Linked DNA regions of Homo sapiens: regions 2 and 3 are each linked to region 1. The links are chromatin loops, found by intact Hi-C in ENCODE. Cell type or tissue: Calu3. All regions are shown on one strand. Links, peaks and the distances in the headings refer to the core of each region. The heading gives the core; the rest is flanking DNA. Region 1 overlaps TESC (tescalcin). Region 2 overlaps TESC (tescalcin). Region 3 overlaps FBXO21 (F-box protein 21).

The links. A loop is a pair of places that touch in the nucleus more often than their neighbours do. Peaks named below come from ENCODE experiments on the same cell type or tissue, not always from the same donor. Only the 100,000 strongest peaks of a DNase experiment are listed, where the experiment ranks them.
Region 2: a loop joins it to region 1, with 1.9 times the contacts of the local background. A loop is called at or near these places in 23 of 110 quality-filtered maps.
Region 3: it touches region 1 in a loop (2.1-fold over the local background); 5 of 110 quality-filtered maps call a loop at or near these places.

The regions. Positions count from the first base shown.
Region 1 is chr12:117,084,281-117,094,925 of GRCh38, forward strand. All of the region lies in intron 1 of TESC (tescalcin), which reads right to left. Among named protein-coding and RNA genes, the nearest start is that of TESC, 9.8 kb to the right of the region's middle. In Calu3, for the core only: no CTCF peak of the experiment used is centred there; DNase peaks (open chromatin) are centred at 2,706 and 6,781.
Region 2 is chr12:117,038,185-117,048,829 of GRCh38, forward strand. TESC (tescalcin) reads right to left here. Exons shown (of 8, transcript NM_017899.4): 5 at 8,593-8,654; 6 at 8,375-8,482; 7 at 3,763-3,810; 8 at 739-1,026. The coding sequence ends at 949. Among named protein-coding and RNA genes, the nearest start is that of TESC, 56 kb to the right of the region's middle. RefSeq lists enhancers at 1,192-2,137, 2,138-3,081 and silencers at 4,000-4,504, 4,740-5,034. In Calu3, for the core only: no CTCF peak of the experiment used is centred there; a DNase peak (open chromatin) is centred at 4,377.
Region 3 is chr12:117,136,053-117,146,667 of GRCh38, forward strand. It overlaps FBXO21 (F-box protein 21), which reads right to left. Exons shown (of 12, transcript NM_015002.3): 12 at 5,939-10,225. The coding sequence ends at 10,035. TESC-AS1 (TESC antisense RNA 1) reads left to right here. Exons shown (of 3, transcript NR_120464.1): 3 at 5,339-5,437. Among named protein-coding and RNA genes, the nearest start is that of TESC-AS1, 42 kb to the left of the region's middle. RefSeq lists enhancers at 6,740-7,939, 7,340-7,419. In Calu3, for the core only: no CTCF peak of the experiment used is centred there; DNase peaks (open chromatin) are centred at 4,889 and 7,159.

The sequences.
Region 1 (10,645 bases), core at 1,864-9,863:
TCAAGGTGGGGTTGAGAATTTCAGTGTCTCCAGGGTCAGAAAGGCATGAAGTGAGAGAAGGGGCCCGTGCAGGCATGAACTGGAGTCCCACCCTGTCGAAGGGGCTGCCACCGTTCCCTCCAGCCAGTTGCTGCCATGGGAGGCCAGATTTTCCCCTTTCATTAAGAGGAGGCAGAAATCCGCTGGGTTAAAAAATATTGGCAATCGACTGCAAAGGGTTCTGAATGCTGGGGTAAGCGCATTGCCTGCCTGGCCCTGGCCTCCCCCATCAGGCTGTGGGGACCTGCTTGCAGCCCTGCTGTGCTGAGCAAGGCATCACCAGTGGGAGGAGAGCCACACAGGGTAGGGGGTCAAGGACAATGGTCCAGAACAGGGAGGATGGGAGGGGCCCAGGAGCAGAGGAGCAGGCCTGAAATCCACCCTGGAGTCCAGCCTCCCTCCCCTGACTCAGGAGGAAAGAGAATGTCAGCATGCGCTCCCATCCATTTTGGGGCACCAGGACTCTGTGAGCCTGTAGTCCCAGGACCCAGATGAGGGGCATGCACACCACTGCCTCCTCTTCCCACAACCCCTGCTGGCCCCCAGGAGTGTGTGGGCCCTGAGGGGCACCCCCAAGGCCCCACCTGTGCTTGCATGGCCCTCTGAGCACCTCTGGTTTGCTAGGTGCTTGCTAGAGGCCAGGAAAGCAGATGCAAAAAGCGCAGCCCCACTCTGCTAGAAATGCACATCCCCTCGCCAGGATCCAGGACAGTAAACGCTGCTTCAGCTGGCCAAGGGGCACCAGGGTTGCAGCGGAGGTTCTAGGCCACGGGGATGGGAGCAGGAGGTGATGCCCAATGGGGTTCTGGGGGTGGGGTGGACAGGGCTGGCAGAAGGCATAGCCTTGGCAGAGGCAGAACACACAGGGCTCAGGGAGCCTCGGGCTCTTCAGTGTGGGTAGAAAACAGGCAGGGAATGAAGCAGCTGGGGTGGTGGGGGCGTGAAGGCCTCATCTATCAGTCCAGGACATTTGGACTTGCCCTGAGTCTACAGAGGACACCAAGCCAGGGAACGAGATCTGAAGTGCCCGGCAATAGACAGCGTGGGTGTGGATGAGACTGAGAGACAGCAGGTGCAGCCGCCCAGGGTGAGGGTCGGGAAGGCAGAAGGTGGAAGGGCTCAGGGCAAGGCCCCACTGGAAGAAGCAAGCACAGCTGAGAGCCTTCTCCCGTGCCCCAGGGACTCCCCAAGCCACCCTGCCTCCCACTGGCCCCACCAGCTGTGCCAGCCTGGATGCCAGCCCCAGGACACCAAGGGGCATCACTGGGGGGCTCAGTGACTTCCAAGACCCCAGCTCTCTCCTGCTTGCCACCTCTTGAAAGATTGGCCAGGACTCAACCCAAACACTGGGGAAATCCCGGAATACAGAGGTGAGCCAGGCTGGATGGAAAGGTGAGCTCCTGACAGTGCTGCCGGGGGAGGCTGCTGTGAGTCTCTGCTATGCATCCCACTCAGCTGTCACCCTGAACTCATGAGGCTGCTTCCTCCTCCGTGATACAGAGGTGACAACGGGATGTCCTCCCTTGTGAGGTTGTTCATGTCATGAAAAACCACCACAAGCTATTCACAATCACAACCACCAACATGGCAACTACTCAATGTCCAACAACTGGTGAGTGCAAAAACAAAATGGGTATATCCAGGTGATGAGATGTTATAAAGCAATACAAAAGGAGGCAGCCCTGTCATACTCCAAGAAGGGATAACACTAGATATACAAGGCCAGCCTACTGCAGGATGCTATTTACATGAAATGCCCCAGACAGGCAGATCCACACAGGCAGAACACAGATTAGTGGTCGCCAGGGGCTGGGAGAGGAGGAAATGGGGAGTGACTGCTAATGGGTATGAGGTTTTTTGGAGGGCGATGAAAATGCTCTAGAAATAGATACGGTGATGTTTTCAAATCATTGTGAATGTACTTAATGCCAATGAATTATACACTTTAATTTTTTTTTTTTTAATAGGGATGGGGTTTCACCATGTTGGCCAGGCTGGTCTCAAACTGCTGACCTCAAGTGATCTGCCCACCTCGGCCTCCCAAAGTGCTGGGATTACAAGCATGAGCCACTGCTCCTGGCCTGAACTGTATACTTTAAAATGGTTACAATGTTAACTTTTTTTTGAGACAGGGTCTCTCGCTCTGTCACCCAGGTGGATGGAGTGCAGTGGCACGATCACAGCTCACAGCAGCCTCAAACTCCTGGACTCAAGTGATCCTCCCTGCCTCAGCCTCCCGAGTAGCTGGGACTACAGGTGCACACCACAGCACCCAGCTAATTTTTTTAATTTTTCTTTTGTAGAGACAGGGTCTTGCTATGTTGCCCAGGCTGGTCTCGAACTCCTGGCCTCAAGTGATCCTTCCACCTCAGCCTCCCAAAGTGCTGAGATTACAGGTGTGAGCCACAGCGCCCAACCTAAAATGGTAAATTTTATATTACATGAATTTTGCATCAATTTTTAAAGAGATCATGCACACCCTTAGCACAGGATCTGGTAGGAGACGTAGGAGATGCAGGAGACGCTGGGGTTGCTGGGACTGTTATTATTGTTCCCTAAGTAATCCTGTGATACCATCATGGCTGTTCAGCTGGATTCAAGCTCACCAGGGACGCAGCAACTTGCATGCCTCCTGCGGCTACAGCCAAAACAATGACTAACCCTGGGCCTTGGGAGGGAGGCAGGGAGGGACAGCCTCCTTAGCCTTGCAGGGGCCACTCCACAGGGGACTACCCTCTCATGCCTGGCACACGCAGGGCACTTCATGATGCTGGATGCTGGCTCCTCTCCTTCACCTGCCTTTTCCTTGGATGCCATGTGCTGAACTCGTATACACCATAGATCACTCTTAGCTGCTGGGATGTTAAAATTAACCAAAGATGCATTTGGGTGCACTTGGCCTTGAGAAGGAAGCTCTCAAACCCAATTCTGTCCTTCAGAGCAGCAGCAGCAGCAGCTTGAAGATTAATTGCTGGCATTTATGCAGCACCTTAATACCCTTTTTCATGCCAACTTCAACCCACTTTGTAAGTGTGAAAGCCAAGGAATTCCTGGTAAGAGCTGCCACAGGCCCACGTCAGCAGTGTTTATTTCAACCTCGGATACCAAGGGTCCTGTTAGGATCTCTGCGGGTTTTTTCCTACCCTGAATGAATCCTCCAATTCTCAGGACTGAAGGGGAAGCTGGGACAGAGTGAATTGACTTTAGAATCTACTCTTCTCTCATGAGCAATAAGGCAACTGAGAAAGCTGTCAGAGTGGGTGCTCGTGACTTTAAAAATCACAGTCTGTTTCGCTCATCTATGTTCCCTTCCTACAGCTATGCTCTGTTCTTTACCATGCGCCTTATAGCAGTAATAATAACCACCATGTGCTTTAGCTGGGCGTGCTGGTGCACGTCTGTCATCCCAGCTACTTGGGAGGCTGAGGCAGGAGAATCGCTTGAACCTGGGAGGTGGAGGTTGCAGTGAGCCAAGATCGCACCACTGCACTCCAGCTTGGGTGACAGAGCGAGACTCTGTCTCAATAAATAAATAATAATATAATAACCACCATGTGTTAACATTTACCCAGAGGCTAGGACTCAGCCAAATGCCTGGAATTATCTTAGTTAGTCCTCGCTTTTAGGGTGCCTCCCTTTAGGGCCATGCCTCCCTTTTAGGGTGGTAATCACACCCATTTTATAGATAAAGAAACTGAGTCTCAGAGAGGCTAAGTCACTCCCTGAAGGTCACACAGCTAGGAGCAGCAGAACTGGGATTTAGACCGAGGTCCATGACTTTAGATTCTATTTGCATAGCCATTGGCTAGGCTGTATGCCCAAACTGAGGAGGGATGGAACAATAAATACATATCATTTATGTAATTAGAGAAAAATTTCTCCATTTTAATAAAAAGACTAAAGATGATGAAGGGGGAAAAAAGCAACAGTGAATCAGGAAAGATTTTGAGAGTGGGCGAGTGGGTGTCTTTCAGAGCATCTAAGAAACAGGTTTTCACAGCCTTCCAGAACTATCTTCAGTTCCAGATTTATCCTGAGGCCAAATCAAGCATAAACAGGCTTATCTAAAGTACAAGGTTGGCCGGGCACAGTGGCTCATGCCTGTAATCCCAGCGCTTTGGGAGACTGAGGCGGGTGCATCACTGGAGGCCAGGAGTTTGAGACCAGCCTGGCCAACATGGCAAAACCCCGTCTCTACTAAAAATACAAAAATTAGCTGGGCGTGGCGGCGCATGCCTGTAATCCCAGCTACTCAGGAGGCTGAGGCACAAGAATCACTTGAACCTGGGAGGCGGAGGTGGCAGTGAGCCGAGATTGTGCCACTGCACCCCAGCCTGGGCGACAGAGTGAGACTCTGTCTCAAAAAAAAAAAAAAAATGTACAAGGCTTACTTCAGTAGGACACTTAGATCAGGAATTTCAGGTCCTGCTACTTGGATATAATACAGATTCTACCTTCCATTACAAACACTGGATAAAACAAGAAACAAATGTAATGTCCAGCTAAATGGAAGGAAAGGGCAATACCCAAGTGCCAGGGGCAAGGAAGAGACCAGGAACCAGCAGGGTTAGTGACAGATGCTGCTGAGGTGGCCCAGGTGTTAGAATGGTTTCAGGCTCCAACAGCTAAGGGTGGGGACTTCAAGTCCACTGAGTGACAGAAGAGGCCTTGGGTCTGCATGAACTGGAGCTGAGACCCCTCTAAAAAGCTGAAATACAAAAGGCTGCCTCTGCACATCAGGTGGGTCAGAAAAAACGTTCCCCACTGGCCCAGAGAATAATAAGACAGCCATCTCTGCTAGGGAGACGGCAGGGGAAAGAGCAGGCTTCTGCAATGAATCCAAACTCCAAGACTGAGCCACACACTGGTGAAAAATCCAAGTCTCTGTGGGGCAGGAGACCCAAACCAAGGAGTTAATGTGAAAAGTGTTTTCAGACTGGTGAAAAGCTTGAGACACCTAGCACAAGAAATGCAAATGCACTGTGTAAGGCTCTTCTAAAACCCAGGGCACACAGGAATCCTGTGGGGTGGTAGGGGGAAGGGCCAAGGGGAGTTGGGAAAAAGCCCAAAGATGAGCTTATAATCAAAAAACCAAACCATACAAGCAAATGAACCACCATAAGGGAGAACAGCAGACACAATTAACAAAAGGAATAGCACTCCAAGAAGGCAAAACAGAAGAGACTATATAGTAGGCTTTAAATTATTACAAACAATGGAAGAACCATACCCTATGAAAAAGAGGTGAATTTGAAAACTATATAGCACTTATAAACTTTTTTTATAAGTCATTGCAATTTTTTGAAATTTAATAGGTTAAGGCAGCAAGGTTGTAATAGCTGAAGAGAGAATTAGTGAACTGGAAGATGGATCTAAGGAAATGACCCAGCTGAAATAAAAAGAAAATATGAAAGAAAGATTAAGAGGCATGCAGACAGAATGAGATGAACCAACATTTGTCTAATAGGAATTACTAATGAAGAAGATAAAGAGAAAGGGGAGAGATAATATTTTCATAATGGAAGATATGATCTTTCTTTAGAATCAAACAACATAAACCATTCCCAGGATAAATAAAAATAAATCCACACCCAGACATAGCATGTACAAAACACCAATGACAAAAATTTTAAAACAGGGAAAAGGGAAAATAGGTTTCTACAAAGAAATGTCGATTAGACTAACAGCTGATTTCTCAACAGCAACAAGACCAAAAACGAATCGCTGAAAAAAAAAAAATCCAGCAACCTTATATTTTACACACAGCCAAATGTTCATTCATGCATGCCTGCAAAATAACAATATTTCCAAAGTTTACAACTCACAGAGCCTCACTGAAAAATCTACAGAAACATGCATTAAATAAGAAAACTATATCCATAAGGAAGAGTGGTTGCAAGAATTAATAGTGTCTGCATAGAATAATAATGAATATGTAGGTTCTTAAGTACTATGGAGTGATACAAATTAAAGTACATTAAGGTCCCCAATTATGAGCACAAGGGCAGAGATGGTGATTAAGTTTAGGCATGTCCAAGATAGCAGACATATAAAAAATGAAATGAATTACTAAAAAAAGTTATAGCATGCCTTTTAAAAGGAGATACATAGCCAGCTCCTGAAGTGTTCCCAGTTGAAATGATTAGTAACTGCCAGTAACTCTCAAGCACTGAGGATGGGTCAAGAGCTTTGCCCAAATTCTAACTTAATCCTCGCAACATTCAGTGAAACAGGTTCTATTTTTGCTGTCATTTTACAGATGAAGAAACTGAGGCTCAGGGAGGCAAAGTGCTTTGCCTAGACAGTAAGAGGCAATACCATGATATAAACCCACATCTATCTGCTGGAAAAGGACAGGTGGTGAGAAGCCACCTGTGTGCCATAGTGGGACTCTGGCTGAGGTCCTTGGGGGGATGCAGGCAAGGGCAAGAACCCCCTTAGAACTACCAGGTGGGTGAGGCCTGCAAAGTGCTGGGTATTTGCTCAGGGTTCTCTGATCATTGGGATTCTGGCACAGGTGCTCAGGAGGAGCTTAGGGAACCCTCTTCCAACCTCAGCACCTGGGGCAAGCTGGCCTCTGCAGCCCACCTTTGGCCTCTACAGCCCCCCTTTGAGGACTGCTGTCTCCGGCCTGGCCACCTGCCCTCCTCCTGGAGGCACCTGGGCCCTGAGACCTCCACTAACCTGCCAGGGAGCAGTGCCAAGAACGGAAGGCTTGCTCCTGACAGAGTGCCGGTCTGCAAAGGTCACACTGCTGGGACGACAAAGAGCCTTTTTGTCCTAGTGCTCCGTGGCCACCACCACCAGCGGAAATCACCCACTCGACCTTCTGGTTTTATAAATTAATAATTAAGCTGGAGCAGGCAACAGGAAGGCTGGCAGGACCAGGGGTGCCCAGGCCCTCACCCTGTACAGTCACACCAGCATGGACAAAAGAACAAAAGAGGCCCTGAGTTTTCTTCCCAGAACTGTGAGCCCTTCTGAGCTGAAAACACCTCATTCCCTCAGCTCGAGATAACAGATCCTAAAGTGCTTTGCAAAGGGAAGAGCATCTTATCAACACCCAGGTTATTCTGTTTGTCTTACTGGGCCGTATGGCATGTCTGAGAGTTGATTAAATTTCCACGATACATTCTGGAGACCATTAACTCACAAAAAAATATCCTGCCAGGATGGCAGTAGGGGAGGCAAGAAAGAAAGATGCAGCGGGGATCTAATTACCACCAATCTGCGGAGCGAGGACGTCTTGGAGAGGACTGCCAGTGGCTTGCACAGAGAAAACACAAATTCTTTTGAAACAGACCTGAGCCACCCAGTGAGACCCTAGGAAACAGAGGGGGCGGCACCCTCCTGCCTCTTCCTCCCAGCCGTGGTCCCCACTCCCCTCCCACTGCCCACTACTGAGCTTGTTCTCCCTGGGGGCAACCCACCTAGATTCCAGAACTTTCCACATCACCCAGAACCAATCCTATCTGCCTCAAGGTTCAGTTCTCCCCTTGCCGACTTGGTAAACAATGTGTGGAACTCTACTGACGAGGTTGTGGGGTAACAGCATGGCCTCCCCCAGATCACACAGATGTGCCGACTCTCAGAGTCTCAGTCCAGAGCATGTGGGGTTCTCGGCATGCGGGAGAGGCGGTTTCTCCCGGCACTGCACTTGGCAAATCCCACTAGAAGGCCTGGTTTTGAGTCTGGATTCCCTACCCAGCAACTAAGTGATCTTGGGCAGTCATTTCCTCTGTCCAAACCTCAGTTTGCCCATCTATAAACTGGCAGCAATAGTCCCACCCTCAAAGGGCTTTTCGGCAGATCAGATGATTGACAAGTGCTCAAGAAAGAGCAGCTGTCACCTCATTCACAGCTGGCTGCGTTTTTTAAGGAGCGGAACTGGTGGCTCAAAGAAGGACACAGCCTGGATGAGACATCTGAGCGAAGTGGCACAGGACGGCTCCAGCACCGAGCTCAGTGCACATGGAACGCCATCCTCCAGGGTCCCGCTCTGTGGCTGCGACAGATGGTGAGATGATGGGGCCCAGGTGAACAGAATGAAAAATACCAGCATGGGCTAGAGCAGGCAGGTGCCTTTGGTTGATCCCCAGCCCTGTGGGAAGCTTCCACAGCGGGCATTCTCCTGCAAGTTTCCCCTGTGAGCCCCCAGAGAGGAGGGCAGGGGAGGCCTGGAAGCCCCCATCCAGTCAAGGCAGAAAGGGTTCCAGAGGCTGGGGGGGTCCCATGATCTGGACCACTTTGTGGATGACTCCAGGCCAGGGTCTCCCCCCGCCCCAGAGCTCAGCATACAGGACTGGTCCTTCCCCCTGGTTTCACGGACACATTCATTCCTCCTCTGCTGAGGAGCCACTGTCTGAGGAGGGAGCCTGAGGTGGGAGGATCACTTGAGCCTTGGAGTTAGAGGCTGCAGTGAACTGTGATTGCACCACTATGCTCCAGCCTGGGCAACAGAGCAGGGCCATCTCAAAAACAAATTAATTTTAAACAATCAATAAAAGTAATTGTTTGAATCATTTTCTTACTGAGGCATGATTTCCATACAATGGAAAACACTTCACTGTTCAGAGACCCTAACAAGGGCAGAGGGCCCTCCCCAGAGGCACTCAGACAATTCCACATCCTATTTCATGGGGTTCATGGACTCCCTGAAGATGCCAGGGGAAAAGCCACAACCTAGCCCAGAGGAAGAGAAAAGGCACGGGGGACTGGCTGGTTGGCTGTTCAGCTTACCAAGCTTTGGCGGACGACAGAACAGTGTGGAGCTGGCTGGTCCACCCTGGCCCATCAGACCCTTCCTCCCGCTATGCTACAGTTGTTGGGGTGCTCCCCTGTCCCCCTGGAACCCCTGAGCTTCTGGAGGGCAGGGACCGCATCTGGTCCACCCTGGTAGCAGAATATGGCAATTGGTGAATGAGCCGAGGCCACCGTCTGAGGCCACTTAAAGACTTTAGAACCAAGAAGTATTACCCAGGGGCGAGAACGCAGTGGAGAAACCAGCGCCACCCCCACCAGCCACGCTTGGCTACGCCAGTCCTCCCTGCCATCTCTAGCTCCTTCTCCAAATGAGATTAGACCAGGAATGGAATCCGACTCTCTTTTTTTCTTTGGAGACAGTCTCGCACTGTCACCCAAGCTGGAGTGCAGTGGCACCAACTCCTGGGCTCAGGCGAACCCCCTGCCTTGGCCTCCCAAAGTGCTGGGATTACAAGCATGAGCCACCGCACCAGCCTGCGACTCTACTTCTCATTATGATGCCTGTGGCCTTGGGCAGGCACCTCCTCTCTTGAGCCTCAATGTCTGCATCTGTAAAATGGGAAACCAACCGTGTTCCTGGGAGGATTCCATCAGCTACTGCGGATACGCTGCCTGGCTCAGCTGAACGTGTGGCAGATGCCACGCGCCCGAGAAACATTAGCTCTTACCATCATGAGGTCTGAACTCTAGGTCTGGAGATTTTTTTTTTTTTTTTCCTTTTCCTTCTGGCAGCTTCTTGGCATCAACATAGACATGCCTGAAGAGCTGTTTTGGAGCCTGAAGGAAAAAACAGACCCTCCACCTTTCCCAGAATCCTCTGTCTTATTATTTCCTTTCCAACTCCAGGAGCAGACACGGATGGGGGGGACAGGAAGTGGGGCCAGCTCAAGGTGGTGAAGGACAACTGACTCAGGTGAATAATTCCCAAGAAGCCCTTCTCTCCGTCAGGTCCCACTTTGTACCTCGGTCCACACACCAGACACCACTTGGCTGCTGTCACCACGGGTGCGTGGGGAAGGTGAGCTCAATCACACCCCCGGGACGCCTTCGCTCGGGCTTTTCATATGAATCTTAACAATCTAGATGTGAGCCTTCTTGGCTCAGAAAAGATTCCTGGGAATACTCGTTTCCGGTTTAAATCAATCAATGAGACTCTAACAGGCAGGGAGAAGGAAGGTGGGCACGCAGACCTGATGATGCCCTGTGTGGCAAGCTGCTGCTCAGGCATATTTTTGGTGGGGCTGGGGAGATGCTGGGAGGGTTGGCAGCCGAGGACAGCTGGTGAGGGTGGCACTGGGTTTTCCAGTGGCTGCCTGTTCCTGAACAATACACCTTGAGTTTTAAAGTCCCCAGGGACTGTGCCCCTTTAACGTGAGCCTCTTATGCTCTCACTGAACCACCAAGTGCATACAAAGGTGAACAAGACACGTTCTTTCTGCTCTAGGGAGCTCCAAGTTTCGAAGGGGTGGCAGGTGACAGAGTTGACAAGTATAACATGGTGTGATGCCTGCTATTGCGGGCTCCAGGAGCGCTGAGGATGGGTGTTTAACCCTTAAAGGTCGGATGGAGAGATGGCTTTCTGGATGGGAGCAGCAGGTAAGCCAACCCCTGAACAATAATGAGCATTCGTTTCATAAAGAGACAGGGTTAACGCTGTGCGCGGTGGCTCACACCTGTAATCCCAGCACTTTGGGAGGCAGAGGCAGGCGGATCACTTAAGGTCAGGAGTTTCAGACCAGCCTGGCCGACATGGTGAAACCCTGTCTCTACTAAAAATACAAAAATTAGCCGAGCATGGTGGCGGGCACCTGTAATCCCAGCTACTCACGAGGCTGAGGCAGGA
Region 2 (10,645 bases), core at 1,141-9,140, 47 kb before region 1:
AGCCAGGCCCTGACTCCCCGCGCCCACTGACCAACGGAGCGGGTTCAGGTGCGTCCCCACAGCAGGGACAGGCTCGGGTGCATCCCCGCAGCAGGCACAGGCTCGGGGCTGCAGATGTTTTCTCCATCAGTCTACAGATGTGGCTGTGACAGTGAGGAGGCCCCACTGCCTGAGTCCTGGCCACCTCAGAAGCCCACACAGGGCAGGAGCTGCTTCTCCTTATTTTACTCCCTAGGATGGAGAACACGGATGGGTTCCCAGGATTTACATAGGAAGAACAGCAGATACTTTACCCAAAATAAACAAGAAAGAACAGTTCTTCTGCCAAACCAACCTTTTAATACTATTTAGGCTAGGTGTGGTGGCTCACTCCTGTAATCCTAGCACTTTGGGAGACTGAGGCAGGAGGATCGCTTGAGCCCAGTCGTAAGAGACCAGCCTGGGCAACATATTAAGACCCTGTCATTACAAAAAATGTAAAAACTAGCCGGGTGTGGTGGTGTGTGCCTGTAGCCCCAGCTCCTTGGAAGCCTGAGGCAGGAAGACTGCTTGAGCCCAGGAGGTCAAAGCTTCAGTGAGCCGTGATCCCGCCTGCACTCCAGCCTAGGTGACAGGGGGAGGCCCTGTCTCCAAAATAAAAATAAAATAATTTCATCATTGCTTGTTCCTCATAGTCAGTCTCATGCTGCCAAGTGACCAGGCCACTTTAATGGACGTGAGGAACTGACAGAGGCCACATTAATTAACAAACCTTTTTTTTTTTTTTATTGGAGATAAAAACAGCGAAGTCCCACATACCATACCCTACAAGACACAAGGTGCGCAGACGAGCCTTGGCTATGTACCGGCGCTGCAGGAAGAGGCTGTCCGCCGGGCCTGGGCTGCTCCAGCTACGCGGGGAGGCGGCCCCATTGCAAAGTGCAGTTTCTCCGCGGAGGTGGCGGTGGGTCAGTGGCAGAGGGCCATGGTTTCCATGTTAAGGAAGCGGACGTGCATCTTGGTCTCAATGTCGATCCCCTGCCAGATCTGGAAGGGACGGAGCAGCGTTAAGGGCACGTTCCCGCCGCCACCTCACACCTGACCAGGCCCCCCGGTCCTCGGCCCTTCCCACCTACCGTCTCCTGCCACCAACTGTGATGTTCCAGGCAGGTGAAAACCAGAGGGCTGTGTTTCAAGACTATGAGCTAAGCGAGGACGAAAAACTTCCATCTGTCTTTTTTGCTGGTTAATTTGGCTCTGACATTTGGATTCTTTCTGAGATTGTCACAGCAAGTTATTATTAAGTACTGAATCCAAGCTCTTAGCTCCAAGGCATTTGAATCTCACCCACCACTTCAGGTTCTGTGATTTTCATGCAAATTACATAACCCCATTAAGTCCCCTTCCCCAACCTGTGCCGCCCACTTCACAGAACGTTGGGGGCTCTAATGGACCCGTCCTCATCATGGACGCGTTTTGTAAACTGTTAGGGGCTGTGCGGTCACAAGGCTTCGCTAGGCCATCGTCATCAATTTAAGGATCTCCACAGTGTGGTCTTTACAACCTCCCTGGGATAAGGGATCACGTGCATTCTAGAAAGACAAACTCAAGCCCAAAAAGGTCATTTCTACCCAAAGATCACATGGTGGCCCCATTCCTGGTGCTGGTACTGCTGTTACAGTCCAGCCTGGCCAGAACCTTGGAGTGGGCCTTCGTGCTACAAGGCCATGTATGTACCCCAGTGCTCCCAAGGCTATGCCCGCCAGCGCCTTAGCAAGTCAGGGCCCACGGGGGCCACAGATGGTAGGATGGGGGGGTGCCAACAGGAACGGAGGGACGTGGTGGGCGGGTGACTTCTCACTGCTTCCCGCTTATGTAAGAATCAAACTCTCAAGCTGTCACTCTCAGCATCTCCGGGGACAGCCACGAGGCTGGTAACGGGGGAAAGTCAGAGCCCCGTGGGCACCCAGGCGACAGGGAGGCCTTGGGACATTTCCGGCCGCAGCCCCCAGGTACTTCCTGCTTTCCTGAGCCTGTTCTGGGTGTCATGGGGTGTGCAAAGACAGCTCTGGTCCCAGTCGAGCGGCCCCATCCTTGCTGGATGCACGAGGCATTCCCAGGGTAACACGCATGGACACTCACGGTGGTTTCTGCTAAGTGCCAGGTGGCAACATGGTCGCTGAGGGCATTGGAAGGAATCAGGGAATGGGAAGGGCCAGCTGGTCCCAAAAGATCCCTCAGGGGTACAGGGACAGGCTTGGGGAGCACTAGGGGCCTGGCAGAGGCCAGCCTTTAGGGGAAGGAAGTTGGTTTCGGAGGCAAAGAAATTCATTCTACTCAGCCTGAAGCAGCGATACTTCCTCCCCAACCCTCCCTCCCTCCTCCACCTTCTAGCTCTTCATTCTGTTGTCTTGCTCTGGCGGGCGTCACCTTCTCTGGTGACCGGGTCCCCAGCATAGGCCAGAGTGAGTCTGAAGCACAAGTGCAAATTCTGCCTTTTCCCAGTCTGCCCGCCCTGCCAGCCCCGGGGTGGGCCATCTGCACGGCAGTCCACGGGGCCTGCCGACCTCCGCAGTCTCCTTTCAGCCTTTCATCACAGCCAGGCCCTGCTGCCTGCCTCTCCTCTCTCCTGCCGGTTCTAACCGTTGGCTGCCAGGCTTGGCCTCGGCTCCATGGGGCTGTGACCCTGAGGGCCCAGTCCCCCAGTCCTGCTCTAGGCTCCTTGGCCAGAAGCCGTGATCCTTCCTTCCCTAATCCTCTCTCCTCTCTTGGTCTCTTGCTCCCCTGACTTCCTTGTCTTCCTCAAGTACCCCAAAAGCACTTGGGAACACTGTTGTGATGCCCAGGGCCGAACTGCGGGGAGGGGGATGGGGGGAGGGGGATGGGGACAGGGGTCCTCTCCCTGCCACAGGGCATCTGATTATCAAAACGGCCAGGAGCAGGTCTTGATTTGCAAGGCCAGCACTGGCCTAACCACCATCCACTAGCAGAGGCTGGAGGAGCCATCAGGGAGGAGGGCAGAGTGGGCGGCCGCTTTACGAAAGTGTCATTTTAGGACACAGCGAGGAAGGCCCGGGCGCAACGTGTGCAGTCAGCTCCAAACTGAGCTTCCGAGAAACACTATTTCTAAAGACACAGAAAGTTCCCAGAATCCCTGTTCCAACTACAACAGGGCCTTTTTTTTTTTGAGATGGGGTCTCACTCTATCACCCAGGATGGAGTACAGTGGCGCAATCTCAGCTTACTGCAACCTCTACCTCCTGGATTCAAGCGATCCTCCCGCCTCTGCCTCCCGAGTAGCTGGGATTACAGGCGCCTGCCACCACGCTTGGCTAAGTTTTGTATTTTTAGTAGAGATGGGGTTTCACCATGTTGGTCAAGCTGGTCTCGAACTCCTGACGTCAGGTGATCTGCCCGCCTCAGCCTCCCAACGTGCTGGGATTACAGGCATGAGCCACCGCGCCCAGCCTACAACGGGGGTTACTTCTGAGAAGCGGCAGTGGGACCGCAGGTGGGAGAGAATTTGGTTTACACTATATACCCTTTTGTACTGCTTACATTGTTTTGACTACGTGTGAATATTACCTTTTCCATAAAAATAAGAAAAACCAGTTTAAATTGCTTTAAAGGCCATGCCCAGGTTGACCCCTTCCTACTGAGATGTTGGTCACCCAGGAAGCCTGTCCCTTGCTACTGCAGGTAAAGAGCCATGTCCCCTCCTGACCAGTGGGCCACACGAGGTCTTCAAGGGTCCCCCGAGGCTCCCACGCCCAGGCCACCCACCTTCAGGAAGTCCTCGAAGGTGATCCCCTCGTACACCTGATCAGGCTCCTGGGGACGGAAGCACAGGGTGGACAGTGAGTGGCGCAGGTCCCCACACAGCTTCCGCAGGGGGACGGTCCACTGGCCTCCCCTCCCCACCAATACCCAAATGTAAGTTGTTGAGGCTGTTTGGGAGGAATCACAAGAAGAGGAGAACGTTCTGGATCGTCTGCCTCCAGCATGGAGCCGGTCACCCTGAACCTCCAATATCCTCATTCATGGGCTTGAGGGTGGGATGGGAGCCGAGCGTCGCTCACCAGGGCCCTGGCAACGTGTGGCTCAGAGCAGCCTCCCTCCCCTCCCCCAGCCCCCCAGGGAGAATCCGAGGTGTGGGTGACATGAGGGCATGGGGCTCTCCTTCCCCACTCAGCCCACCTCACCACCAGCCCCCCAGCAGCTGGACCACCAAGATGCCTCCTGTACCCGCCTAGGTCTGGCCTCCTCATGCCTGCGCTGTGCTGATAAGAAGATTCCAGGCTAATCTAAGCTCACAGACCTCAGGGGAGAGGTCAGGGAAACACAGGGCCAGCCTGTGAGGCCCACGCCTCATGCCTCGTGAGTCACCGTGATAACTCAGGGCCACTGGGGAGGGCAGGGCCAGAGGGTGGCCACAAGGAGCCTCTCCCTGCTGAGTGGGTTTGGCGATGCCAGTCTCCATCGCCTCTGCGTCCTCCCTGCTCTGGGGATGACACCAGGTGCTCCTGCCCCTTTCACCGATACTCCAGGATCCCACCGACAAGCCTCCAAAAACCTCACCCTGCAGCTCGCTTTGTGACAGCGAAAACCCGCTGACATCCCAGGTGCCCGTCAATAGAAGGCGAGGGACATAAATCTCGGTCATCCACGCTATTGATTCCCACGCAACCATTAACCATTTATGCCTAGTGTTCCATTACTGGAACGCTAAGCTGTGGGAGTTACTTATATCCTACTGGTCAAGGTCATCGCCAAGGTCTGATTGCAAAAATTGAAAAAGCTGCAACCTCAGGCAAAAATGGGTTAAGAAGGGGTTGATCTGTATGTCTCACTCTGGAAAAGGCTCTGAGATGTGTACCCAGCAGATAAAGAACAAAAAACAAAACCCAACAAGCAGAAAGATGTCTGCAGGTCTGTGCACGCAAACCTTTCCTCAGACTGATAACCAGACCCCCACCATCTGCCCTGTGGGTGTGTGGGGTCATACGGAGAAAATGGGAAGCCACATCGGTTCGATTATGTTTTGCATACATCAAAAATAAAAGACATGCATGTATACATTGGTATATGTAGGAAAAAAACCACCGAGAGGGAGTCCCTTTAGGGAAGAGGACCTGGGCTGGTGGGGGAGCAGGAGAGGCTCAAAGCTCTCTCTGTGACTGTCTGAAATTCTGTACAACGTGTGTTTAAGAACACAGGAGGCACACTCTAAGCATGTTATGCACCAGGCATGTATGTCCCAAGTGCCTTCCAAGTGGTATTGTTTTGTTTTCATTTGTTTTGTTTTGTTTTTGAGACAGAGTCTCGCTCTGTTGCCCAGGCTGGAGGAGTGCAGTGGCGCGATCTTGGCTCACTGTGACCTCTGCCTCCCAGGTTCAAGTGATTCTCTTGCCTCAGACTCCCAAGTAGCTGGGATTATTACAGGCATGTACCACCATGCGTGGCTAATTTTTTAAATTTTTTAGCAGAGACAGGGGTTTCACCATGTTAGCCAGGCTGGTCTCGAACTCCTGACCTCAAGCAATCCAACCGCCTGGGGCTCCCAAAGTGCTGGGATTACAGGTGTGACCAAATGCTATTGTTAGCATTTAATGATAGATGCCAATCTCACAACCGGCCCTGAGTTGGGTTCTAGTCTCTCTCCTGTATTACAGATGAGGGACACAGAGGGAGCTGCCTGTCCAGCTGGGAGCATCTAGCTGCCTCCAAGTCCTTGAGGGCTGTTTCTACTGGCAGGACTTTGCAGGCTCTTTAGTTTCCTCTTTATACTTAAAAAAATTTTGGCCAGGCACAGTGGTTCACATCTGTCATCCCAGCACTTTGGGAGGCCAAGGCAGGAGGACTGTTGGAGGCCAGGAGTTCGAGACCAGACTGGTCAACATAATGACATCTCTTTTTAGCAAAACATCTCTTTTTTAAAAAACTTTTAAAAATTAGCTGGGTGTGGTGGTGTACACCTGTAGTCCCAGCTGCTCCAGAGGCTGAGGTAGGAGGATGGCTTGAGCGCAGGAGATGGAAGCCGTAGTGAGCTATGATCACACCACTGTACCACTGCACTCCAGTTGGGGCGACAGAACGAGACCCTGTCTCTTAAAAAATAAATAATAAATTAAAAAAAAAATGAAACCCAGCAGTTCTCGGCTAGCCTGGGCCAGCCCTGTCCCTAATGGCTCCTTCCTCCCTGTCTTCCCACTCACGGGCACAGTGGCTGCCCTCCCTGCCGGGCCTCCCTAGGTTCCCAGGCTGGCCAAGGGGAGCTAATTATAGAAAAGGCCCCCATGGCCAGAGTCTGGGGCTGGAAAGGGGGTGATCGGTGCAAGGAAGGAGGGCGGGGAGTTGGGGGAAGCAGCCCCGGCTGAATGCCCAGTGAAGCAGTCCCCCCATCAAGCATCCATGGGTGTGACCTCCTGAGAAAGCACTCTCAAAAGATCCACAGGCCGGCGCGACGGCTCATGCCTGGAATCCCAGCACTTTGGGAGACCAAGGTGGGTGGATCACTTGAGGTCAGGAGTTCGAGACCAGCTGGCCAGCATGGTGAAACCCCGTCTCTGCTAAAAATACAAAAATTAGCCGGGCGTAGTGGCACACGCCTGTAATTCCAGCTACTCGGGAGGCTGAGGCAGGAGAATCACTTGAACTCAGGAGGTGGAGGTTGCAGTGAGCCGAGATGGTGCTACTGCACTCCAGCCTGGGCGGCAGAGTAAGACTTGGTCTCGGGAAAAAAAGAAAAAAAAGAGAGAGAGACAGATCCGCCTCAGTCAATAACTGCCTTTGGAAGTCCATTAAAGTGGGGACCAGGGATTGTTTGTCTTTGGCGGATGGCACGGTCAGAACGGGAAGTGTCCTCAGAGGCTGGGAGGGATTGAACCGACGCAGCTGCCCCTTGCCCCCAGCTCAGGCCGCATGCACAGCTCGGTCTGGGTTTATCTGGCCGAGGTTTACACCAGAAGGTATTTTAGGAGCACCCGGAGGACCCATGAGTGAAGAAAGAGGTGGAGATGAGCCCTCTGCCTTGCAGCCGTCTTCCTGGTTCCAGGGCTACCCCCACCTCATGGGGGCCCGTAGGCAGCGGGTACGCCCCGGAGCCCGGCCTCCGCCCCGAGATGCCTCTGCTTCCCAGGCTGCGGGGGTTTTATGCAGATCAGCAGCTGGCAGCTGCCAGCAATTTCACTACAGCAAATTAAGAAAACTGTCGCCAATTGAAACTGGAGTGGGACAGGGAGTAATTTGAACAAGGAGAGTGTAATTAAATCAAATGGGAATTTGGCCCGACAACCCGGCGGGGGATCCCTGCTCTCCCCACCGAGGTCACAAGCCCTCTCCCGTGGTGGTTAGTCTGCTGAGTGCGGAGGTTTCACCCAAGCCAGAAGCTTCCCCCTGGGCTCCAGAGGCAAACAGATAAAATACACGTCAGGAAACCAACCGACCACAGCCCCTGCCCCTGGGGGCAGGCCCAGGCCGGTGGCCTCATGTCCCTCAAGGACAGGCTTGGGGCACAGAGAGCAGGATCCAGCATGAACGCCCCTCCACTCCAGGCTGGGCAAACACAAAGCCGTCAGGGTGTCTAGAGACGCAGCCACTTTAGACACACAGGGGCAAAGGGCTGACTGCATCAGTGGGGCCATCCAAACCCCTCAGGGAACACACGACACCCAGGTGGTCACCTGCCTGCCTGAGTGGTCCCCAGAGGCTTAGAGCCTTAGGGCTGGGGGCTGGTGGGGCTGCACCTGTCCTTACAAGAGAAAATCCACCCTGCACAGGAAAGATCATAAGGTCTAGAGGATTCTCTATGCTCTCTGAGTCTCAGTTTTCCCACCAGTCAAAATGAGGCAAGATGTAATAAATGATGAACATGGAAAGGCCACTTCCCTCTCTTCTGTGTCATTTACACACCAGCCCCCACCTCGGCTCCTCCACCGGACTCCATGCCATCGGCTCTTGTCAGCCCCCAATAGGGCTCCCTGCTGACCCCTGCCTTCGAGGCCAGAAGTTGCCTCTGAGTCATTTGTTAAGAAATAAACCAATTAAGGCCAGCCTGTGCCATGTGCTACCTAGGCCTGGCCCCAGGGTCAAGTGCTGCTGTGAGCACTGACTGAGGCCGGGGTGGGGGATCAGGGGGCTATGCAGGTGGGGGCTCCTGGACCCCAAAGCCTGAGATCTCGAACTCTGCTTCCCTGCCTTATGCAGCTCTCTGGGGACTTGGACCTTCAGTCTCCTGGGGGACAGGAAGGGCTGGGAGAGGTTCCTGAGCCCCACAGGCCACAGGTAGAGCAGGTGGCAGAATACACCTGGCCCCTGCCCCATGAGGCCTTCCAGAAACGCAGACCATAAGCGGGAAAGGCACTGCGCGTCTCGGGAGGGCTGCAGGGGCGCTCACCATCTGCCCCATGCACACGCTGGCCGCCTCCATCATGGCCCCGTCGGCGATGGAGCGAGCGGACTCCTTCTCGATGTGAGGGTTTCCCGACAGCAGCTCCTCGACCACCTGCCAGGTGGGGCGGAAACAAACGGTGACCTTGGGCCTCCATCAGGGTCGTGGGGGGCAGAGGGGGAAGGCACCAGGAGCCCCGGGCGGGCCAGAGGAGCATACTTTACATTTCGATATTCTTCCAGAGTGATGCGGCCGTCGCTGTCCGAGTCGTACATGTGGAACAGAACTAGGGTGGCAGGGGAGAGAGGGGACTCCGTCAGGCGGGGCCTGGCCCCTGCCACCCCCTGAAATGTACACTAAACTAAGCAAAAGACACCAATAACCAAACCTCAATGCCAAAGCCAGAGGGGTCAGGGCATGAGCTGTGGGACCAGACTGACTACTTCCTACTGGGTGACCTTGGGCCCGTGACCTAACTTCTCTGAGCCTCAGTTTCCTCATCTGTGAAATGGGAATAACAACAGTGTCTACCTCGTGGCCTTAGGAGGGCTGGGAGCTAGCGCTGTGGCGTTAGGGCCTGGCAACTGCCCCGTGAGCATGAATATCACGACAGTAAGCGTTACCCGTTAACACAAGTCAAACGGTGTCGAGTTCAAAATATTGTTCCCACAGCCCTGGAGGGCACCATCATCTCACCCATAGCAGGTCACGGTCCACAGTGCTTCTGATCTGGGCCCGACTGATCTAACATGGGCAGCCCCAGGCCTGGCATCAGGGAGGCGATGGCCGGGAGGGGGCCTCTCCATGTTGTTCCCAGCACGGCCTTGGGAGCTGGAGCTCTCCCAAGTCTTCTGTGTTGGCATTTTTTTTTTTAATGTATTTATTTTTTCAAGATTTAGTCTCGCTCTGTCACCCAGGCTGTAGTGTAGTGGCACGATCTGGGCTCTCTGCAACCTCTGCCTCCTGGGTTCGAGAGATTCTCCTGCTTCAGCCTCCTGAGTAGCTGGGATTACAGGTGCACGCCGCCATGCCCAAGTAATTTTTGTGTTTTTAGTAGAGACAGGGTTTCACCAGTTGGCCAGGCTGGTCTCAAACTCCCAACCTCAAATGATCCACCCACCTCAGCCTCCCAAAGTGCTGGGATTACAGGTGTGAGCCACCGTGCTCAGCCGGCATTTATTTTTTATTATTGTTATTATTTTTTTCAGAGATGGGGTCTCACTCTGTCGCACAGGCTGAATGTAGTGGTGCAACTGTAGCTCATTGCAGCCTCCATATCCTGGGCTCAAACTACCCTCCCACCCCAGTCTCCCGAGTACCAGGGACCACAGGCACGCAGCACCACTATGCCGTGCTCATTTTTTTATTTTGTAGAGGCAAGTGTCTTTCTCTGCTGCCCAGGCTGAGCCCTGAACTCGTGGCTTCAAGTTATCCTCCCCACTCAGCCTCCTAAAGTGCTGGGATTACAGGAGTGCACCACTGAGCCCAGCTGGCATTTACTGAACACTGACCAGATGCCCAGGTGTGCAAAGCGCTTCACAAACCTCTGTCTCCCTCTCACCCAACCCCAAGAGGCCAGGGATGCCTGAGCCCTGCCTCCCAGACAGACTGTCAAAGCTCACGGAAGTTAAGGCGTTTGCCCACGGCCACACCACTAAGGGACAGGAAACCAGGGATTTGGACCTGAGTCCGTCCTGTTCCACGCCCCTTGGAGCAGACAGGAAGCCAGGCTCACACCAGGGATCCACCCCCGCCACCCGGGCTGTTCCCACCAGCCCCGCATACACATTCCAGTGCTAAATATAGCGAAGTCCCATGTTTACATTTTCTTGATGAGGAGGCTGACCTGGGGCGGGACACAGAGGGATGTCAGGAGTCATGGGAAAGGCCACAGGAAAAGGAGATGTGACTCGGGGCACTGCCTGGGACCTGTGCGGCTGGCCAGCTGGGACCACAACTGAACCCACTCGGGAGCCAGAACATAGTGGGGCTGGTCTCAGGAACCCAGCAATAGCACAGCCCATGGAGGAGGGAGAGGAGGAAACTGACTTTAGGGAGCGCTTCCTGTGTGCCAAAGGCTGACTGTGTGATCTTACCCAGCCCTCAGAACCACGCATGATCGGCATACCCACGTTCTGGGTCAAGGTTCAAGGTCACATGGCTGGTGAGACGGGCCACACTGGAACCCAGGTCTTTGCATCAAGGGCCTTGTTTCACATCCACCGCACAACCCCCTTCTAGTCCCAGGAAGCCACAAGCTGCTGAGGAATGTTTAGG
Region 3 (10,615 bases), core at 2,616-10,615, 53 kb after region 1:
TTAGTAACAGATTTTAGGAGATCTGGGGTGGGTCAAGTCAATATAATAAGCAAAGATTACATATCAAAAAAAGTCTTTGGAACATACATTTTAGCCCTTATAAGTGACAGAAATGTACTTCTGCATTTACTACAGCTCCTGGCACCAAGAAAGGTGGGTACATTAAAAGGCACTGAAAGATAAGATACCAATGGTCAACCAGTGAGCAAGAACAGAGAGCAGCTGTTCCCAATACTACTGCTCAGGTGGAGCTTGCGTTTTCAAAGGGGTAATATCGCCCCCAAGGGGGAGTGAAAAAAAGTATGTGTATTTATGCTTTTAATGTATAAAGCATATATATATATATATATATATATATATATATATATATATATATATATATACACATATATAGTACATAAGCAGTTGTAGTTTATCTTTGGCATTAACATTTCATGGAGCTGTGCACAGTAGCTCAAGCCTGTAATCCCAGCACTTTGGGAGGCCGAGGTGGGCAGATCACTTGAGATCAGGAGTTCGAGACCAGCCTGGCCAACATAGCGAAACCCCGTCTTTACTAAAAGTAGAAAAATTAGGCCAGGCGCAGTGGCTCATGCCTGTAACCTAGCACACTTTGGGAGGCTGAGTTGGGTGGATCACCCGAGGTCAGGAGTTCGAGACCAGCCTGGCCAACATGGCGAAACCCTGTCTCTACTACAAATACAAAAATTAGCCAGGTGTAGTGGTGTGTGCCTGTAATCCTAGCTACTCAGGAAGCTGAGACAGGAGAATCGCTTGAACCCAGGAGGCGGAGGTTGCAATGAGCCAAGATCGTGCCACTGCACTCCAGCCTGGGCAACAGAGCAAGACTCCATCTCAAAAAAAAAAAAAAAAAAAGGAAAAGAAAAATTAGTTAGGCATGGTGGTGCACACCTGTAATCCCAGCTACTCAGGAGTCTGAGGTAAGAGAATCAAATGAACCCAGAAAACGGAGGCTGCAGTGAGCCAAGATTGTGCCATGGCACTCCAGCCTGGGCGACAGAGCAAGAATCCATCTGAAAAAAATAATAAAATTAAATTAAAAATTTAAAAAAATCATTTCATGGAGGGCTCACAGCAGCACTATTCACAATAGTTAAAAAGTGGAAATAGCTCTAATGTCCATCAGTAACTTAATAGATAAACAAAATGTGGGCTGAGGCAGGCAGATTGCTTGGGCCCAGGAGTTCCAGATCAGCCCGGGCAACATAAAGAAACCCCATCTCTACAAAACAAGCAAACAAACAAACAAATAAAAAACCAAAACAAAATTAGCTGGGCATGGTGGTGCACACCAGTGGTCCCAGCTACTCGGGAGGCTGACGTGGGAGATCACCTGAGCCCGGGAGGTGGAAGTTGCAGTGAGGCAGAGGCTGCAGTCATGTGCCACTGCACTCCAGCCTGGGCCACAATTTTTATTTCAAAAAAAAAAAATAAAATAGACCGGGTGTGGTGGCTCACACCTGTAATCCCAGCACTTTGGGAGGCCAAGGCGGGCAGATCACCTGAGCTCAGGAGTTCTAGATCACCCTGGGCAACATAGTGAAACCCAGTCTCTACTAAAAATTCAAAAAATTAGCCAGCGTGGTGGTGCGTGACTGTAGTCCCCGCTACTGGGGAGGCTGAGGCAGAAGAATCGCCTGAGCCCAGGAGGCGGTGGTTGCAGTGAGCCGAGATCGCACCACTGCACTCCAGTCTGGGCGACAGAGCAAGGCTCTGTCTCCAAAATAAATAACTAAATAAATAAAAAGAACAAAAACAAAACAATGTGGTGTATCCATACATATTTAGCCATTAAAAGGAATGAAGTGCCAATACATGCTACAAAGAGGATGAACCTTGAAAGCGTGATGCTGAGTGAAAGAAACCAGGCACAGAAGGCCACCTCGTGTGTGATTCCATGTACATGAAATGCACAGAACAGGCAAATCCAGAGACAGAAAGCAGACTGGTGGGTGCCACGGGCTGGGGGAGGGAAGAATGGGGAGTGACTGCCTAATGGGCATGGGGGTTTTATTTTAGGGTGATGAAAATGTTTTTGGAACTAGAGGTGGAGGCTGACAACATTGTACATGAAGTAAATACCAGTGATATGGTTAATTTCATATTAGATCAATGTCATCTCTGTAAAAAAAAGTCAGAACAATTTCGGGGGGCGGGGGGTGGATTAGGAAAAAAATAGCCTAAAAAGGCTCCTGGAGCAGGTAATACTGGAAAAAAGGTTGAGAAACCTTGGGGTGGAGGACAGCACAGATATTGGGCACAGAGCCCTCTGCACAGTAACAGACACAACTAAGAAAATCGTCCTACAAAAACTGGTAGATTATTAAAGAATTCTAGGATTGAGAGATTATAATAGTTTAGAAATAGGAAAACCATAACTTTCATTCAAAGTATGAATTTCTCCCAAATTCAATAACTTGAATATGAACATTTCTATAAGAATTCTTTCATTTAAAAAGTAGGTGGAGAGCCGGGCGCGGTGGCTCATGCCTGTAATCCCAGCACTTTGGGAGGCCGAGGCAGGCAGATCACTTGGGGTCAGGAGTTCGAGACCAGCCTGGGCAACATGATGAAACAGCATCTCTACTAAAAATACAAAAATTAGTCGGGTGTGGCGCCACACGCCTGTAGCCCCAGCTACTCGGGAGGCTGAGACACAAGAGCCCAGGAGGCGGAGGCTGCAGTGAGCCAAGATTGTGCCACTGCATTCCAGCCTGGGTGGTAGAGTGAGACTCTGTCTCAAAAAAAAAAAAAAAAAAAAAAGTAGGTGGAAATTCTTTTTTTCTCTTTTTCTTTTTTCTCTTTTGAGATAGTCTTGCTCCGTCACCCAGGCTGGAGTGCAGTGGCGCCATCACAGCTCACTGCAGCCTCGACCTCAAACAATCTTCCTGCCTCAGCCTCCTGGGTAGCTGGGACTATAGGCGCAAGCTATCACGCCTGGCTAATTTCTAAATTTTTTGTAGAGATGGGGGTCTTGCTATATTGCTCAGGCTGATCTCAAACTCCTAGCCTCAAGTGATCCTCCCACCTTGGCCTCCCAAAGTGTTGGGATTATACAAGCCACTGTGCCCAGCTGGAAATTCTAACCATGCAAGGATTCTATAATGAGACTACCTAGTTCATTCTCCCAAAATTTCTCCTTTCTGTATTCTATGCAACTTCCTTCCCTGCATTTACTAAATGACGTGTAGCTCTTCCCACTCTCAAAGACTTGAATCATTGTTCTCAGTTTTTTTTTCTTAATTGCACAGCCAAATAGGAAATAGAACTTCCTATGGAAATATTAGCCCACTTTAAACTTAATGATAATAATAATAATAATAAACAAAACCATTGAGAGGGGCACCACTGTATAAAAACCCTAAACTCTATGGTGTTAGCCTAGCAGTCAAGTGGCAAGGAAACACCTCCTGGGGAGGCCGGAAGGCTGGAGAGCTCTGTTTCGGGGTCAGACTTGGTAGAATTGTTGCTTTCGGTTTGCAAGGTGGAACCACTGGCCCTGCGGCCAGTCTAGAGAAAGTAGCCAAAAGAGACAAGGAATACAGTGTGTAGATGGCTCTTTGTTGTTTATCACCAGGGAAGACAAGAAAAACAGGAGTGAAGTAAATATGTGCTGGTTTGAGAACTAAAATGGAAAAGAGACTGAAATCCCAGGTGTCCTGTGTGGAAAAGGCCACTGCTTCTACACACCAACAGGAAAGGAGAATGAAAATCGGCTGCGCCGGTAGCTCACGCCTGTAATCCCGGCATTTTGGGAGGCCGAAGCAGGTGAATCACTTGAGGCCAGGAGTTTGAGACCAGCCTGGCCAACATGGCAAAACCCCGTCTCTACTAAATATACAAAAATTAGCTGGGAGTGGTGGTGCATACCTGTAATCCCAGCCACTCAGGAGGCTGAGGCACAAGAATCACTTGAAGCCAGGAGGCGGAGGTTGTAGTGAACCGAGATCACGTCACTGCACTCCAGCCTGGGCGACAGAGCAAGACTCCGTCTTAAAAAAAAAAAAAAAAAAAAAAAAAAAAAGCCAGGTGCGTGGCTCACACCTGTAATCCTAGCACTTTGGGAGGCTGTGGTGGGTGGATCACAAGGTCATGAGATCGAGACCCATCCTGGCCAATATGCTGAAACCTCATCTCTACTAAAAACACAAAAATTAGCTGGGCGTGGTGGCACACACCTGCATTCCCAGCTATTCGGGAGGCTGAGGCAGGAGAATTGATCAAACCCAGGAGTACAAGGTCGTGCCGCTGCTCTCCAGCCTGGGTGACAGATCGAGACTCCATCTCAAAGAAAATCACCGAACAACAAAGACCCGTTAAATGCCTGTAATCAGCACTTTGGGAAGGCGAGGCAGGTGGATCACCTGAGGTCAGGAGATTGAGACCAGCCTGATGATTGACATGGTGAAACCCCATCTCCACTAAAAATACAAAATTAGCTGAGGGTGGTGGCACGTGCCTGTATCCCAGCTCCTTGGGTGGCTGAGGCAGGAGAATCGCTTGAACCCAGGAGACAGAGGTTGCAGTGGGCTGAGATTGCGCCACTACACTCCAGCCTGGGCAAGAAGAGCGAAATTCTGCCTCAAAAAATAACAATAAAAATTTTTCACTTAAGCAGTGAGCCTCACCTTTGGTTAATATCAGATGAAGGCAGCCACATTAAGCCACGTTAAGTCAGGGGGAAGAGAGAGCCAAGAGGTGATAAAGCTGGCTACGATTGCTGGCACCAATAGGTTAATGGCTTGCTAAGCTTTAGAGGGAATCATTGCCAGAGGAATTGCAAGCTTGTTGTACAAATAAGTAAATAAAAGTCTTGGACAGGCCCCTAAAGCTGCACCCAGCAGGAAGTGGAGTGTGAAAGTTGGCCAGCACCCCGGCAGGATGCACCCGACACCCACTTCTGAGGAGACCAGAGAGGATGAGATTTGAGGAAGAACTTCCCAGAGGGCAGGGAGTTCCTCCCGGAGAGCAGAGTCAGGGCTTATGCAAGAAACGTCACCCCCGGCCATGACAAAGGCAGGGGTCTTACCAAGGTCCCCCGCGAGTGGGATTTCATCCCTGCTAGAGACCAGCAACTTGTTTCATTCTTTCTTTTTCTCAAATGGGAGTTCTTATTGCAGCTGCCGTCCCTGCTTCACCTCTTAATGGGAATTGGGGGTGGGGGATCCCGGAGGCGCCACGCTGGGCTGATGGAGGGAACTTGCACGGCCCAGGGAAACTGGGCTGAGTAGGATGCAGGGACCGCGGAGGGCTCTGGGGGTGAGGCACACACAAGTCTGTGCCCACCAAACCTTTTCTCTTCCTTTCGGGCCCACAGGAAACCATTTGGCACCTCCTCTGGAACGAAGGTGTGGCCGGCCACTTGAGATCTGGCTGTTGAGGCAGAGGTAGTGCATGTGACCCACGCGGTGAGAGGTCTGCTCCCCGCTGCTGCAGCCATCTGCGGTGGAGACCGTGAGTGTACACAGACAGTGCCATCTGAAGGGAACTCCACTGCCTCTATGTGCTACTTAGGCAGGGGCGACTGAGCCGGAGACTGCAGAAATGTGTCCGTCCCCACGGACAGCCTGGCTTAGCTGTCCGTGGCTGTCTCCTGCGGTGGAGGAGCACACTGGAGTGGCCCGTGCAGTGGACCAGAGCTTCCACCCACACTGTGTTCTGTCTCCTTTCCTAGAACACAACTGGACGTTTCCCACCTCCGTGCAAAATGAGTGGACATAAGGGGTGCCACTTCCACACCTGGCTCATGGAAGCTCCCAGATGGTCTCAGCCCTCCATGCTCCCCGCTACTTCAGGCGGGATGGAGATGGACGGCTCAGGTTGCTCTGATGCCTGCCTGCATAAGGGCTGCCCTGCCAGCCCATTCCCCTGCCCAATATTATGGAAGCAAAAACGTTCTATGGTGTTTGAGCCATTGTTGCTTTTCGGGTCTATTTATTACAGAACTAGCAGAGCCCTAATACAGTCATTGCTACGTGGCCATAATACATGTATTCTATAATTGCGCCTAATTTTATTCACCGGAGGGACGTCCTTTACTTTCAAGATTCTAAATTTTTCAGAAATGCAACATTCAAGGTTAAAGTCGCTGCTAGACCAAGGCTAAACCGTGGCGAGGTAGTTGCTTGCGCCGCAGAGTGTGGGTGTGAACAGCTGGAGCTCAGTGGTTCCTGGAGACTCAGGGACCACCTGTATTCCACATCCGGCTTCCCACCCACGCACACGCAGTATGACCTGGGTTTCCCCTTTATACAGTGGAATGCTAAGTGCCTACACCCTAGCCGGGGTCAGCCAACTATGGCCTGTGGGCACCATCCCACCTGCAGCCTGTTTTTGAGCTAAGAATGTTGTTGACACTTTTAAAAACAGAGAACATGTGACAGTCTGTACGTGGCCTGCAAAGCCTAAAATCTTTACTATCTGCGTCTGCTTTATAGGATTGCTGGGAGGATTACAAAGACTTTATTAGGCCAGTGCCCGGCTCAAAGTTAGCATGCCACACAAAATAATACGTACAGTACAGCTATTCACGTCTCCAAAAAGCAATTGTCCCACATCCAAATTTTGCATTTTGTCCAGTTGATGTCTCTCCTTCCCTCCAAAAAAAAAAAAAAAAAAAAAAGACAAAATAAAAACACGAAGAGCTGCATCTTGATCATCATGGACAGATACTTTTCAGTTAAAAAGTTGCTGGTAGTCTGAGTTCACTTACTTGGAGTATGGACTAAGGAGGGGAAAGCAAAGAGATGCGACATCAGCAGCAGAAAGCCTGCGACACGGCAGCTCTGCTCAGTTTTCTCCGTGGGGAAAGATCGGAACACTTACAAATGAGAACGGGACTTTAAGTAGATAGTATGCAATGGAAAACTGAGCCGGCAACAGTACTTAATGCTGGTTTTCTCAATAAAATCATTTTGCTGTGTAAACGCGCTTATAATGGGGATCTGTTATGAGTCTCAGGCAGGCGACATGAAAGCCGGCCTTTCAAAATCTGATTAGGTGGATAATGTTTGCAAACATGACGCCTGGCAAAACCGGTCTGATTCTAAGGTAAACTCATTTTGGACATAACTGATGTCTCACTGAGACAGCTTTTCAAAGCATGTCTGCAAACACCGGACCCCCGGGGACGGTGCGTGCGTGTAGGGGAGGGAAATTCCAGGGTTTCATATATCAAGATGACACACCCGCTGCACACTTCTCTTAGAAAGTCACGACGCACAGTACTGTGCGTCACAGGTATTGAGAAACACCACCATAGAGTCAATTGACTTTGTTTAACCTATAACCTTTTTTCCTCCCACATAGTAGGTAGTAACATCACACGGAAACAGTGCTCTGAAGACATTCTGGACACATCGTATACAGCACAGCCATTCAAATCAACGGCAACAGAACGCACGAAGAACCTGGTTTTCTTTCAAAGCATGAGCAGTTCTCATTTTACAACATGTGTTTTAACATAATTCAGAAAGTGCAATCTTTGCATGACAACCAGATAATTCTCAAAGGTTACTAGTGAGCTGATAAAATTAACGTTTGGCAAGGAGGTCATGGTTTACAGGTAGGCTGTCCGCTCACCAATGCTCAGAAAAATTCAGCAGAACATACTTTTCATATTTAGATCCGAAGAGAGGTGAGAGACATTCTACTCAAGTCATGGCTGGGCTTTCTGTCCTCAAACGAAATTGGGCAGGCCATTTGCGTGGTTTCTCTGGATAAGTTCCATTTATTAATCATTGTACAAAAAAATCTTGGCATTCATTTGAAGAGAAAAGAAGTTGCTATATCCAAATATTTAACATTTTAACATTGTGAAAGTTCAACGTTTATAACAGGGCTTTTTAAAATGGAGAAAAGTTTTGGAAAATTTTTAAAAAGAAACTTATGATTTATTAGAGTACAGGATCCAAAACACGTTTTTAGAAAAATATAAAGTGCCCAAATACCAACTTACACAGGTGATACAGGCTTCCTGGAGCCCCATGAAGCATTCATGAAGAAAGACATTTAAAAACAGTCTAGATACATATGTACAGCTGGGTCAGTAAAGGTAAAACCATCTTTCTTGACTTTGATGTGTCTAAGAAAAAAGGAAATCAATCAAACCAGAAAACCAACAATTGCAACTCTCAGCATGCTCAGGTTCTTATTAATGCATCTCATTCATATTAATTAATTCCGTATTATCAAACTTTCCCCTTTAAATGAAAGTAGTGTACAATCCTCCCAACCTTGGCGGGCCAGGTGCTGTGAGTGGTTACGTTTCCAGATGCAGGTTCAAATCCTTTGACTTTGGATTTGACTGATGAGGAACATGGACAGTGGATTAAATAGCTCATTCAGGCTGGAGGAGCCAGGGGCCAAATCCCCATCTCTTTCTAGTAACTGCTTAAAGCCTTCCCTTGCTATGAAGTGGTCTCAGGTGGCTTTCCAAACCTTGGTCACCCCAGGGTTTCCAAAGGGTAAACAAGCAGCAGGCATTCAACATGGGTGAGAATACTGCATGCAGATGGACAGACAGGTGCAGAGACAGGCCCCTAACGCCCCATTCACTAGAGCAACTGCATTATTTTAAATGTTGAGAGCAAAGTAACTAGGTCCTAACTTCGGAAGTTAGCTTCTATCGATTAATGACAAGATTAGCTCGCTTGAGAACTGGCAGGCCGAGAGTTGGTGGAGCTCCAGAGCTGCACAAAGGCGTGCAGTTACTCTGGGCTCAGTTACTGAGAACTTCGGAAAGGAGCCAGTGCCGTCCGAACACACGGTCAGGCTTTCCCAGAAGACGCCACAACAGGCTTCGTCCTGCTGCCGTCAGGACCCTGGCGGCTTGGAAAAGCAGATTCCAACACGCACATCTCCTTTCACACAAGTCCAACACTCTTCAAATGAAAGACATTCTCTCTCTTTCTAACCTGCCACATTCAAACAGGCCTTGAAGTGACTCTAAGGAATAACAAGAGGTGTGAAACCACTTTTTTTCCCTTCAAAACCTTTTTTTTTTTTTTTAAGGTTCATTAATTTTTTTTTTTCCTGATTACAAAAGCAAAACCTCATTTTTTGGTCTTTGAAGACCATGGAGTATGACTTCTAAGAGCAAACATTAACATCAGATTTGTATGTCTCACTACAAAAAGAACCCATCACTGATGTAAGACCTACTCATGATACTGAAGTAGATTTTTTAAATTAAAAAATAAAAGTAGTCATTTAAAATGGAGGAATTGTAGATGAGTATGGAAAAATCCATTCACAAAGTTCACTATTTGCATTTTCTAAAAGAATTTTATGTAATAAAATAGAAAACTAATGATTTATAGAGATGTGCATAAACTCAAGAGAGGAATATGGAAGGGAAAACTGTGTTATATTCCCATTTAAATTTAAAAAAAAAAGATAAAACACTTGAAATCTGTGTTTCACATATTAGAAAAAAATAAATTCAAATGATTCTAATTACCATTAGCTTGTTAATGTCTCCATCTCTAAGATGCTGCCAAGATAGCACACAACTTTACCTCTGAATATGCAACTAACTTCAGGGTAAAAAGACACACAGTCCTCACTCGGGACCGAACACGTTCCACAGAGAAATCAGAAGGAAATTATTGCAAATGCATAACCCCATCTGTCCAGCCAAGGAAATGTTCTGAGACAAATGCAGACAGACAGGGGAATGGAGTGAATACAAAGAATGATTACAGGAGCGTCGACTGTGAGACCTCATGAAGACAGAATGTCACAAACTGTCACCACAGGACAAGCATACAAGCCATGCCACTGACACAGTGCCTTTCAGATTAATTCACTAGTGTAGGCGGAGAGCAACATTGTCTTTGCAGCTGGGGAAGAGCACACGGTATTTAAACTTAGTAGGAGGCAACCAGCACTACTGGTGGAGTGGCTTTCCTGGTGCAGCAGGTCCCGAGGGCTCCGTGGAGACGTCTTCTTCCGGAGTCCCGTTCTCTTGGAAGATAGCAGCAGCAGCAAAGGTGCAATGTCCTCTCTAGACTTTACTCATCTATGTTCTCTTTCTTTGCACTGTAAATATTCTGCACCGTTTCATAGACAAACTCCAGATCTTCTGGATACCGGATCTCCAGCTCTGCGTTTGGGATGTAGTGAGTGCCAGTAAACTCTGAGAAATAGCGTCCCACGTCAGGGTGTGAGATTTCTTGAGGCTCCACGTTATATTCCAAGTTTTCTGTTGGTAAAGAGGCACACGGGCATTCTCATTACAATGTCCATTGCTGCCACACCTTTCATCCAGAGAACCTCCCATCACCCCTTCCAGGTGGCATTTTTGGGGTGGAGAAGGGAAGACTGAAGATGTTTATGGAGTCAGGAGAGGGTAATGGGAAAAGGGCAGCAAGTGGCAATCAGGAGAAGGTGGGTGGTGGCACGGGTGTCTCAAGAGCTCCCCACGGAACAGCAGGATCTTCCTCATCTCTAAGCAGGATGTCTGGCTCCAGCAAAACTCCAAAGGTCTCTTGGGGACTGGCAAACTAGAGACTCAACAGGTCTCTCTGACTGGACAATGGGACAACATTATCCCTGCCTGCTCTTTTTTTGGCAGTGGCTAAGTTTCTGAAGC